Regions from separate parts of the Homo sapiens genome. Here region 2 is linked to region 1. Evidence: chromatin contacts called from ENCODE Hi-C or POLR2A ChIA-PET data. All regions are on one chromosome and are shown on one strand. Each heading gives the region's core, a stretch centred on a gene start or an enhancer-like site at or near the end of the contact. The rest is flanking DNA. Distances are from core to core; before and after follow the strand shown.

Region 1 (5,859 bases), core at 2,625-5,124:
AAGGCTAGTGGTGTGCCCGTACCTTATTGACTTCCATATTTTTTTTATTTCCTTTCTGCCCACATTTGCTGTAGATTCACTTCCCTTGGGATGCCCTCCCCTCACATCTCTGCTTATCTAAATTTTATCTATCTTAAATTGTCCCTGTTTAATCTCACAAAGAAAAATACTGGGATTTACCTTCTGGAGATAGTTCATTCAGATACCTGAATTAATGGCTGTCAATTCAATTCATCATTTGTTATTAGTAATCATTAACTTCTTGCTGATGTCTTTGCCTTTGTTCTTTATAAAACGCTACTTAGCTTTTGTTGTCCTCCTCATGTGCTACGTATTTTATTTCTGTGTGTTTCTCTTACAGGCTACTATAGTACTTTGCACTTAGTAGATACTCAATATATCCATTATTGAGTGATTCTCTTGATAAACTAAAAGTTGAAATCCTCACTCTCTTCGCCATACATATGAATCATCACCATATTCCACTGAGGGGAACACATTCAAGCTAAAGGAATCCACTTGTTTAGTAGAAGCACTTTGGAAACCTGATTTGTTTTCCCACCTTCTTCCTCCCAATCCTGCAGAGATTCTGAGAGTTCAGCTCCATATGTCCCAGTGGCTGAACACCAGAAAGCTTAGCAGTTGAGTACAAAACCTGTCTCTAAATTACACACACAAGCCAGGACCTCCTACTTGCCATGTTGTCAGACCAGAGTAGAACACAGAAAAGGTACATCGTGCTACAGGCTGACTCTGTTTGCGTCCCACTGCAATACAGGGAGCCAAGAGAATCCAAATCTTCAGTGTTATAATATGGCCCTTCTGCAGGTTGGGTTGGAATATCTGAGTGTTGTCTTTGTCGTCTCTTGTCAGTCATCCCCAGAGAGAGAAGCATAGAGTACATTGAGTCCATTTAAGAACCCACCCAGTGAGAAGGGACATATGCAAATGTTAGTGTACAGTTAGAGTCTGATGAGGAATAAAAAGCATGTAGAATTTCAAGCAGAATTGCATTATTCACACTTATAGCGGTATAAAGAGAAACCAAAAAGCACTGCCCTGCCTCCAACTAAGAAAACATATGTTATTTACAGGAGCTTAATGCCCCTCTGCTGTCTGTGTTGCTACATTAGAATCCCAGTAGATACCTAGCTTCCTGGCCTCAGACTTGTCAGGGTGGGGAAAAAAAAGTTTACCAGCTTTGGAGAGACCCTCTCAGCCCCAGAGTCTGATTTTCATAGATATGCTGAGATAGCTCTTCAGGTTCATCAAAGCCAGTTTCTTTGGGGACCTATGAAAACATTGCCTGAATAGACACTAAGATGGGATCCGAACACTTGGTCCATTCCACCTCTCAGTGCTTCAAGTTGAGATCCTGGGACCTGGAATGCTTGTAGCTACCTTCTTCTGATTCAGGTATCTACTCCACTATCACCGACCATCCTATAAAACAGAACTCTCCCTTCCCTTACTGTGCTTTATGTTTCTCCAGAGCATTCATCACTTCCTGACATTTTATGTATTCATTGATTGTCAGTCTTCCCCACTGGACTCCAGTGACTCCTTGAACACGTGTATGACAGAGCCCAGCACAGAGGTATTCAATATTTGTCGAATGCTTATACTGATCAGACCCTGCAGGAGGTAACAGATGAGACACATATTGGTCAGTTGAATTAATTTAATTTCTGAGCCAGGATTACTTGGAGTATGAATGGGGTTTAAAAAAAAAAAAATCCGCCAGGTGTGGTGGTGGATTACATGTCTGTAATCGCAGTGCTTCAGCTGAGGCAAGAGATTTGCTTGAGACCAAGAGTTCACGACCAGCCTGGGCAACCTACAAAGACGCCCCCATCTCTACCAAAAAATAAATAAATACATAGCCAAGCATGATGGTACACACCTGTAGTCCCAGCTACTTGGTAGGCTAAAACAGGAGGATCTCTTGAGCACAGGAGTTTGATGTTACAGTGAGCTATGATCAAGCTACTGTACTCCAGCCCGGGCACAGAGCAAGACCCCATCTCTTACAGAAAAAAAAAAAAGCAAAAAAAGACCAATAATCTACCTCACAGCACCAAACATTTAATATGTACCCCTTAAACCTCACTACCTTGTATCTTTGGATCTTTGTATGCAATTCCCATCTGTGACCTATGCCAGCCCATGAACTTCCGTGTCCTCTCCTGAAGAACCTCAGCAGAAACGTACTTCTGACAGCTCAGTTTCTAACCAACCTCCATACCGGCTGCCTCTGCCTCACTAGAGATCTTGACAACAGTCTTTTTGATCCCAGCCAGCTCACCTCTTCCCTCTCCACCCTCCCTACTCCTGTTTATTTCTTTGCCTATTGGGATCAGAGTTCTTGGCTCTGTTCCACATTCCAGGTATACTTAATCCTTGCCATGGTAGCTCAGCAGATGGGGCCTGAGCCTTTTCTACTGACAAAGACACCTATGTGGGGCCCTCAAGTCTGCCATTTAACCAGTTCTCAAGGAGTTCAGAAAGGAGGGAGGCCGGCAACACTTTTCAGTATTCACAATTCCCTTTCATGGTGAGAGCCTCTCTGGTGAAACTTTAGATGCTACTTCTTTATTTCCAAAAATATTTTGGGCTTTCCCATCAGCACAGCCAACAATATAAATCACTAAGAGTCTAGGGAGGGTGTGAGTATGTGAGATCACAAGCTACAGAAGCCAGAGGCTGTAAAGTGGGACTTGCAAAAGCAGAGATAGGTGGGGTGGATTTGCATGAATTCATTTCAAACTGAGGTTCTGAGTGGGGAGGGAAGAGGGAGTGAGAAGGAACAAGAGCTAAGGAGATTAGGATCAAACGATGAAATTAGGTGACAGAAACTGAAATCTGGTACCTCTAGACTGATTTCTCACCAAGACTCTTGGTACCTTTCTCAGTCTGGAATATTTTTGCCCATAGCAAAGTCTGAACCATCAAGGAATGGTCAGGATTTCCCTCAGAAGACATGATTCCTGGGGCCAGGCATGATGGCTCATGCCTGTAATCCCAGCACTTTGGGAGGCCAAGGTAGGAGGATCACTTGAGGTCAGGAGTTCAAGACCAGCCTAGGCAATGTAGCAAGACTCTGTCTTTGAAAAAAATTTAACAAATTAAAGATAATTAAATTAGATGTTTAAAAAACCAAGGCCTGTTTCCCTGATTTTTTTTTTCTTCAAATTCTCCAACTCTGGAGATGGTATGTCAGTTTCCTAGAGCGGGGCTTCATCAAATGTTTTATTTTTATTTTTATTTTTAATTTTTCCAGTAGGTGTTTTCAACCACACTCTCTATGAATGACTTCAAATTCTCTCCATGAATAAATGAAGCATTGTGTACTTAAACTTATACAACCGCCTTCATATGCTTTCAGTGGTTTCAAGGCCTCAGTAGAGCTTAAAAATGTATAGCACTACATGCCCCCTTTAGGGAGTTAAGAGATGGGGGAGAGAGTAGTCTATGTTCCCTAGGGGCCAAACACCCTGGATTAAAGCCTCCTATTTTTCTTTTTCATCATTCGTAACCATTTCAAATGCAAACCCATAGAAAAACACGTTCCTTTCTCTTTTTTTTCTTTTCTTTTTTTTTTTTTTCAAACAACGGGGATGGAGAAACATTAGGAGCAGAGTAAAAGCTGTTCAGTGTGCTTGGATGACTCAGTCTAAAATAGTATTATAGCTTGGCAGCAAATCTACTTCAGGGAAGCTGGTGGGAGACTAAAATAAAAGTTAAATTGAGGGGGTAAATCATTTTATCAGGCTTAGGATTTTTACTTGATGTAATGAGATTCTCAATGTAAAATGAGTTAATATGTCTGCCTAAGGGCATAAATATTCAAAGAAAGAATTTGAAAATACAGACTCAAAGTAAAGAGCAGTCTGAAATAAAACAATGCAAGGCAGTGAAATTTTCCTCATGGAAATTTTGGCACAATATGCTTCCTTTTGAACAGCATGATTAAATGTGAGTAGCCCTAGCTTGTCGCTAAGAAAAAGAAAGCCTCAAAGTTTTTTTTTTTTTTTTTTGTCTTTTAAAGACTTTTCTATTGGGTTCTATTTTCCTCCTCCTCTTCCTCCTTCCCATCTATTTTCTAGAAAAACTATCCTTTTTTTTTGCCCTGCAAAATGCAAACTGAATTCAGATTGTTCATAAAAGATGAAGCCAAACATATTTCTGTATTGTTGCCTTTTTGCTCACTGATTTTCTGTGACTCAAATGCAGAGAGAGCCCATAGTGCAGAGGGCGAACTTTTGCTTAGCCCACAACCAGAAAGGGAAACCCCAGTGTTTCTTCTCAGCAGTTGACCAAGTGGCCCTCACACTTTCTTTCTTGCCTTTCTTTTTCTGTTTCTTTCTGAAAACACTTTCAATTAAGCCACCTATGTTCCTTATATCACAAAAAGTAATGAGTCAATCAAGCCTGTATTATCAGTTATTCTTTCAAATTAATAGGCTTATGGAAGAAAGGGATGGCTAATGCATAGATATCAGACACATAATCACAGAAGGTGAAGTTGGGGCAAGAGTGGGAGGTCAGAGGCCTATCCTCCTCTTACCTAGAAAGTAGAATCAGAGGGGAGGGAAGAATGGTCTCCTTCTGGTTCTGTGATGGCTTTTTATATCCTGTTAGTACTTCGTAGACTGAAATGATCTTCACACAAATACTCCTGGTGACATTTGTGTAAGTCAAGAAGCATACCCAGCGGCTCAGGCATTTTAGTCCAGCTACTCCCAGGAAAAGGAAATGGATGTACACAGGTTCTTGGGCGGAGCCCTGCTTTCACTCCAGGGCCTCTGAGAGGCAGGCCCGAGGCCATGCTCCTGAGATGGACACTGCCCCAGGTCATGCTTCATGCCACACAACATGGCTGCTGAGTTTTGAGCAAAAACCAGACATCAGACTGTCTTTGGGAATGGCCTAAGCCCATTTCCTCTTAATTGCTTTCTTCAAGGCCCTGTCAAGTCTGATCACTATGAAATTGTTTGGTTGGCCTTGTGGTAGAGAAATAGCTGTGTTATGTATAGAGTGCCCTATCCGATGGAAGCATCCACTGATGCTTCTGTTTCCATTTTTAAAAATCTTTTATTTTCACCATTTAATCTTTGACAATCTTGATATACTGATGTTTCTCTCTGGCCTTCCACGTGGCACAAGGATCTGCTTGTTTAACGAGCAGCATTTGTAAGTACTCAAGTAGGGGCCCTGTGATAGATGATTGTTACTATAGCAACTTTCTTTTTTTTTTAGAAAAAAAGAAAACTAACCTTGTGAATGGACACATAAGAAATCAAAAGAAATTAAAATGTTTCCCTCAGAGCAGAATATAGCTGGAATGCTGAAGTCTCCCTCAACCTCATGAAAAGATTTGTGTGAACAATTTCCATGCTTTGGATTGGGCATAGCCAGCTGTGGGCTCTGAATTCCCAGAATAATGTTTTAGTGTGAAAATCAAACACTTGTATTCTTTTTTCAAAGCTTTTCTTTAATTATGGAGGAGATGGCCAACATGTGGGACAATGTCACTGTCAAGCACCTAGAGGTTATGCGTATGCAGCATCTTACTTAAAAACCTCACATTCACATCTTTTAATGTGTTCCACCAATAAAGATGTGCCATTTCCTTTTCAGAGCTGTGGTCTTAGCAACTTGATGTCAGCTTTTTCAGCTCTCCCAGCAGGGAAATTCAGGTGAATTCCAAACTGTGATTAGAGAGATCTGAGTGGAGTTAAAAGGAGTCAAACAATGGGAAAGAAGAACACTCACACAGACACACATGCACACAGACCAGCTGCGCGCAAAGATAAATTGCATCTGCGTATGACTGTTGGCGCTTGTCATGAAGCAGTG
Region 2 (5,255 bases), core at 1,942-4,441, 190 kb after region 1:
CTCTTCACCTTGTAGATTGTTTCCTTTACTGTGCAGAAGCTTTTTACTTTAATATAGTCCCATTTGTCTATTTGTGTTTTTGTTACTTGTGCTTTTGAGGTTTTAGCTGTAAAATCATTGCCTAAAGTCCTGAAGTAGTTCCCTTGTATTTTATTGTAGTTATTTTACAGCTTTGGGTGTTACATTTTAGTCTTTAATCCATCTTAAGTTGATTTGTGTATGTGGTAAGATACAGGGGTCCAGTTTTATTCTTCTGAATATGGATATCCAATATTTCTAGCACCATTTATTGAAGAGATTGTCCTTTCCCCAGTGTGTTTTCTTGATGTCTGTCCAAAATCAGTTGGCTGTAAATGCATGTGTTTATTTCTGGATTCTCTCTTATGTTCCTTTGGTATGTGTGTTTGTTTTTATACCATACGCTGCTGTTGGTATAGCCTTATGTTTATTTATATTTTGAAGTCAGATAGTCTGATGCCTCCAGCTTTGTTCTTTTTGCTCAGGATTGCTTTGGCTATTCAGGCTCTTTTTTAGTTTCATGTGAATTTTAGAATTTTTCTTCTTTTTTTGTGAAAAATGACACTGATATTTTGATAGACATTGAATTTGTAGATTGCTTTGGGTAGTATGGTTATTTTAACAATGTTAATTGTTCTGTTCCATGAGCATGAAATGTCTTTCCATTTATTTGCATCTTCTTCAATTTCCTTTATCAGAGTTTTATAGTTTTTCTTGTAGAGGTCTTTCATTTCCTTGGTTAAACTTATTCCTGGTTTTTGTTTGTTTGTTTTTGTTTTGCAGTTTTTGTAAATGGGATTGCCTTCTTGATTTCTTTTTTGGCCATTATAGATGCATAGAAATGCAAACTAATTTTGGATGTGGATTTTGTATTCTGCAACTTTATTAATTTATGAGATCTCAATGGTTTTTTGGTGTAGTACCCATACATGAACTGTTGTCAGTCTATGATGAGATCAACGCAATATTGAGAATAAGTGTTTAGGAACTTTCACGAAACTTTCAAGGAGTAATATCTGTTAAATCTAATAAACAATTTGGCCTTGTATTTTGCAAACCTTTTTCTTTAATTTTCCTAGTGCAGTTATCCCTTAGTATCTGCAGGTTATTGGTTTCAGGACCCCCAAGGATAGTAAAAGCTAAAGATGCTCAAGTCTCTTAAATAAAATGGCATTAGTGTCTACATATAACCTATGCATACCCTCCTGTATACTTTAAATCAACTCTAGATTACTTATAATATCTAATACAATGTAAATGTTATGTAAATAGTTGTTATACTGTATTGTCTTCTATTTGTATTATTTTGTTTTTTACAATTTTTACAAATTTTTCAATCTGTGGTTGGTTGAATCTGAGGATATGGAACCAACTGTGATTAATTTTTCTTATATTTTAAAAAAGTTTTGGTTGGTGATGGTTTGAAAATTAAAAACAAAACACTGTTCCTTCTTGCAGATAGTTTGAGAAAAAACAGCCCAGATTATAAATTGAAAAATTAATAACTTTTGGTGAGGTCCCAAGTTAACCATGTTTTTTCATTTTCTTAGAGTTCATTAATTAATTAGAGTTCACTAATTAATTTCCAGCTGATATTCTTTGCTTGTGTTTTCACTCTGAGAAGTTACCATTTTACCAGTCAGGTTAGAAGTCAAGCAGTAAGTTCAGTGGAAAAACAAGTAATAATAAATCTACTTAGTGAGACCGTACTGTGCAACCGACTCTGCACAGAGAAAAACAACCTATTACGTAGATATTTTTATTCCCATTTTATTCCCATTTTAGAGATGTGAAACAACTTAACCACAGCACAGAGCAAGTGTAGAGACAGAACCGGGATTCCGATGAAGATCTGTCTGGTTCCAAAGTCTCTACACTTTTACTACACTGTTCTTTATTAATCACTAGATAGAACCATACACATATTGTTACATCAGGCAGAAGGTTTCGAGGGTTCTATTAACAAAGTGCTACGAATGAACTGGGTGGAAGAAAGTACATAGGTCTCCCATTCAAGGGTTCATCAGCCTTCACTAAGGAAATTTAAGTCAAAGTAGCTGACAGTGAGTCAGCATTTTGGAAGGCAGGTAGAGATGGTGAAGAAATAAGGAAATTCTTCTATGAGTCATGATAGATATTTAAGCTTGTTAAAAAATGTTTTTGACTACCTACTCCCTTTGCCTACAGAGTCCAGTTAAGGTATCTTAAAAATTATGGAAATAAAAACAATCGGTCGCTGTCTGTCCTCGCCAAACTCAAAAAAGGCTAAGCCTTTTGTGCTTAAACACATACTCATCAGTAACTATTCTACCTTACACTGAACATAACTAAGCTAGGTTGTTCTTCTTGGGAATGTACTTGCAAGTTAATACTGCACTGCAACTATAAGGTTTTTTAAAAGACATCAGTTGTACATTATAAATTAAATCTAGTTTAAATCAATATAATTCAATTTATCCTAGCAAGGAAGTTTTTTAAGGATGGTCTGATTTTTTTTTTACAGGAATAATCTTTGCATAATTTTACACCCCATACATGAGATGATTAGGATTCAATCTCAATCAGAAAAATCCCTTTATGGTGTCCTTATGGCTTTCCTGTATCCTAACAGAAAAATCCTAGCAGAAGCATTTCCCCTTTACCCAGTTCCTGTTCTCTTATCACAGTTCTATTCCTCCACACTCCCTTCCTGCTAGGCACGGGAATTTGAAAGGGCAGGGAAAAATCGGTGAAAGTTTGTCTTCTACTTGGGTAATCCAACACCACCGCATCCAGTAGTATATAATTCTTTTTGCATGTATATCAGATCCTCCCCAATCCCTCTCCCATACCTCTTTCTCACTTTTCTCTCATTATCCGGTCCTCTTGTTTTCCTTGACCCCCACATTCCTGTCTAAATCATCCTCCTGGCCTCAGGTCCTTATCGCCTTCCTGAGACCCTCATGTTTAGTGTTCCCTCATTCCTCTTACACCTAGGATTTCTCCTCCTTCCATAAGGGTCTGGTCCTTCATCCCTCCCGCTTCACCAGACCCCCTCACCCTGGGAGCCGCCACCTCCCTTTCCCCAAGACCAGATGTCGCGCGGCCGGACACAGCCAGCACGGAGAGTCGATGCCGGCGTCTGAGCTGCGCAGTGGGGTCTTCCCGCTGCCCAGCAGCCTACAGGCGCGGTGCACTCTGGGGGAACATGGCCGCTTCCGGTCTCCCTCCCGGGCCGGCGCTGGCCTGACTGCGGCCCCGGTCCGTAGCACTCCGCCCTCCGCTTCTCCCGCCCTGTAGCCGCGAAGACTGCTTCAGCCTTTCCCTGTGCTGCCCCTGCCGCGCGATGGAGAAGAGCTCGAGCTGCGAGAGTCTTGGCTCCCAGCCGGCGGCGGCTCGGCCGCCCAGCGTGGACTCCTTGTCCAGGTAACCAGGACGCCCAGGGCCCCGCCCAGCGTCCGAAGGGGATGGAGAGGGGCCGGGGACCTGCTGGATTGTTGCCCCAATTCGCGGATTCTGGTTTCTGAAGGCTACGCCGGAATTCCTTCCCCGGGACTTGGGAACCACTTCTGCCTCCCTCCCTGGGGCGTGGAGGCTGAGGAAAAGGAGGTTAAAACTCGCTGCTTCTTTATCGATTCCTCTACCTTTCATATTCCGATCTCGTTTTCTCCCCGATGGAGGTGGTCCCAGTTAATTACTTTCTCCTGTCTTTCATTCCCTCTCAAACCTTTTTTAAGACAGTTCCCCCCGCCCCCATTCTTTTCCCCACATTTCCTGTCTTTCTCTGTCACTTTTTCCAAAACCATCCTAAAGTCAGTCTTTCCTCCTCCACCCCTTCTTATGTCTTTGGTTTTTGGGTTCTTGCCCAGCCCTTTTCTCTCTTTTCATGGCTTCACCTTCTTAATTTCTTTCATGCTTTTCTCTACACTCTGATTTTCTTCTCGCCTCCCTTTTTGCTTAAATATGTAAATAAAAATGTCTCCTGTGCTTCTCTTTTCTAAATCTTCCAGCTGAAAGTCAGTATCAAGGAATCTGAGTGGTTTTTATCCCCAGTGATAGGTTTAAGAAAACAAAATGAGTGGTAGTTTTCTTCCTTCTTGGGCTACTGGTTCTCCACGTTGTCATTTCTCTTGTAACAGATGGGAATTTTATCCTGGAATTTTGAGGAGGACTTTATGCAGCTTTGCAGAGAGCTTTTATGAATATTAACTAGACGCGTTTTGGATGCAGTCTTTTTCTTTGATTTTAAAATAATGATTTAAAAATTTTTTAAAAAATAATATAAGACCTGTATTTGCTTTTTATGCAGCCACGATGAAATCTGGTTCTTTTCCACTGAATAATAGTCTAATTGTTATTAGAGAGTGATTCGATAACTGCTGTGTGAAAACACACAATTTTCATTTTCTCCTTCAATCAGTTGAAGTGGCTCTATTATAATTCATTTTGGATTCTGCTAAATATGGGTAGTTATTGCCTTTTTTCCTGTTGATGTTCAGCACCTCACTGGGGAACCACTGTCTGATCCCGTCATTCTACATTGCCATATGCACTCATAGCTCCCTGCACAGTCGTTTTTCAGAGTCTTTAATAAGCACACTATAATTGTTGGCTTAAAGTGCCTTTTCTACCAGGTTATAAGCTATTATACTTGAGGGCAATCTTAATCATCTTCATATCTCCAGCACTTAACATAGTCTCAGCATGTGATAGGTGCTCACTAAATGGTTTTTTTTTTTTCGAATTTGTAGCCTGAATTATCCAGGAAAGGAGGATTTTTCTTTGCAGTTTGATTATATATATTGCACGTTTGAATCAAGTATTTTTTGAATTCTGTATTTATTGCTTTGAAATTTGGAAAGCTGAGGATTAACATGTTCAGTTGTGTAATTCATTCAGAAAACAGGTTGGAAAATTCGAATTTTATGGGAAAGTTACAAATGACAACTATGCCTCAGAATAGCATAAGAGGCAACCAGTACTCTCATCCAAGGCAGAGAAGTTAGAACCACATGAAGCAGCACAGTATGTTAGAAAGAAGGAAGTACTGGAAGTTAGGAAGCTCCCATGCTGAAGTCTCTGGCTGAGCTAGCTCTTTGGTCTTTTCATTTAGACTTTCTAGTCTACAGTTTTCTCATCTTTTAAAATAAGAAGCTTGATCTAGAAAATCTGTAAGGTCCCTTGGAACTCTAACATTGTCATTTTTAAAATTTTAATGACAATACTAAGATGAATGCATTGATATTAATTTTAAAGAT

The links. A loop is a pair of places that touch in the nucleus more often than their neighbours do. ChIA-PET counts read pairs that join two places held with the same protein, here RNA polymerase II (POLR2A). Pooled maps may share reads with other maps.
Region 2: a pooled map shows a loop between it and region 1 (2.6-fold over the local background). The contact joins the promoter of MTMR2 here to the enhancer-like site in region 1. A Hi-C loop is called at or near these places in 2 of 50 pooled maps. POLR2A ChIA-PET finds 5 or more read pairs at or near these places in 2 of 52 experiments (BJ and CD8-positive, alpha-beta T cell).

The regions. Positions count from the first base shown.
Region 1 is chr11:96,111,351-96,117,209 of GRCh38, reverse strand. The region is part of intron 1 of MAML2 (mastermind like transcriptional coactivator 2); the gene reads left to right. Among named protein-coding and RNA genes, the nearest start is that of MTMR2, 190 kb to the right of the region's middle. Within about 2 kb of position 3,874, at least 7 of the 41 ENCODE cell types and tissues checked have a DNase peak (open chromatin) inside an H3K27ac peak, as active enhancers do.
Region 2 is chr11:95,922,043-95,927,297 of GRCh38, reverse strand. It overlaps MTMR2 (myotubularin related protein 2), which reads left to right and starts at 3,191. Exons shown (of 15, transcript NM_016156.6): 1 at 3,191-3,423. The coding sequence starts at 3,344. RefSeq lists enhancers at 2,974-3,103, 3,164-3,213.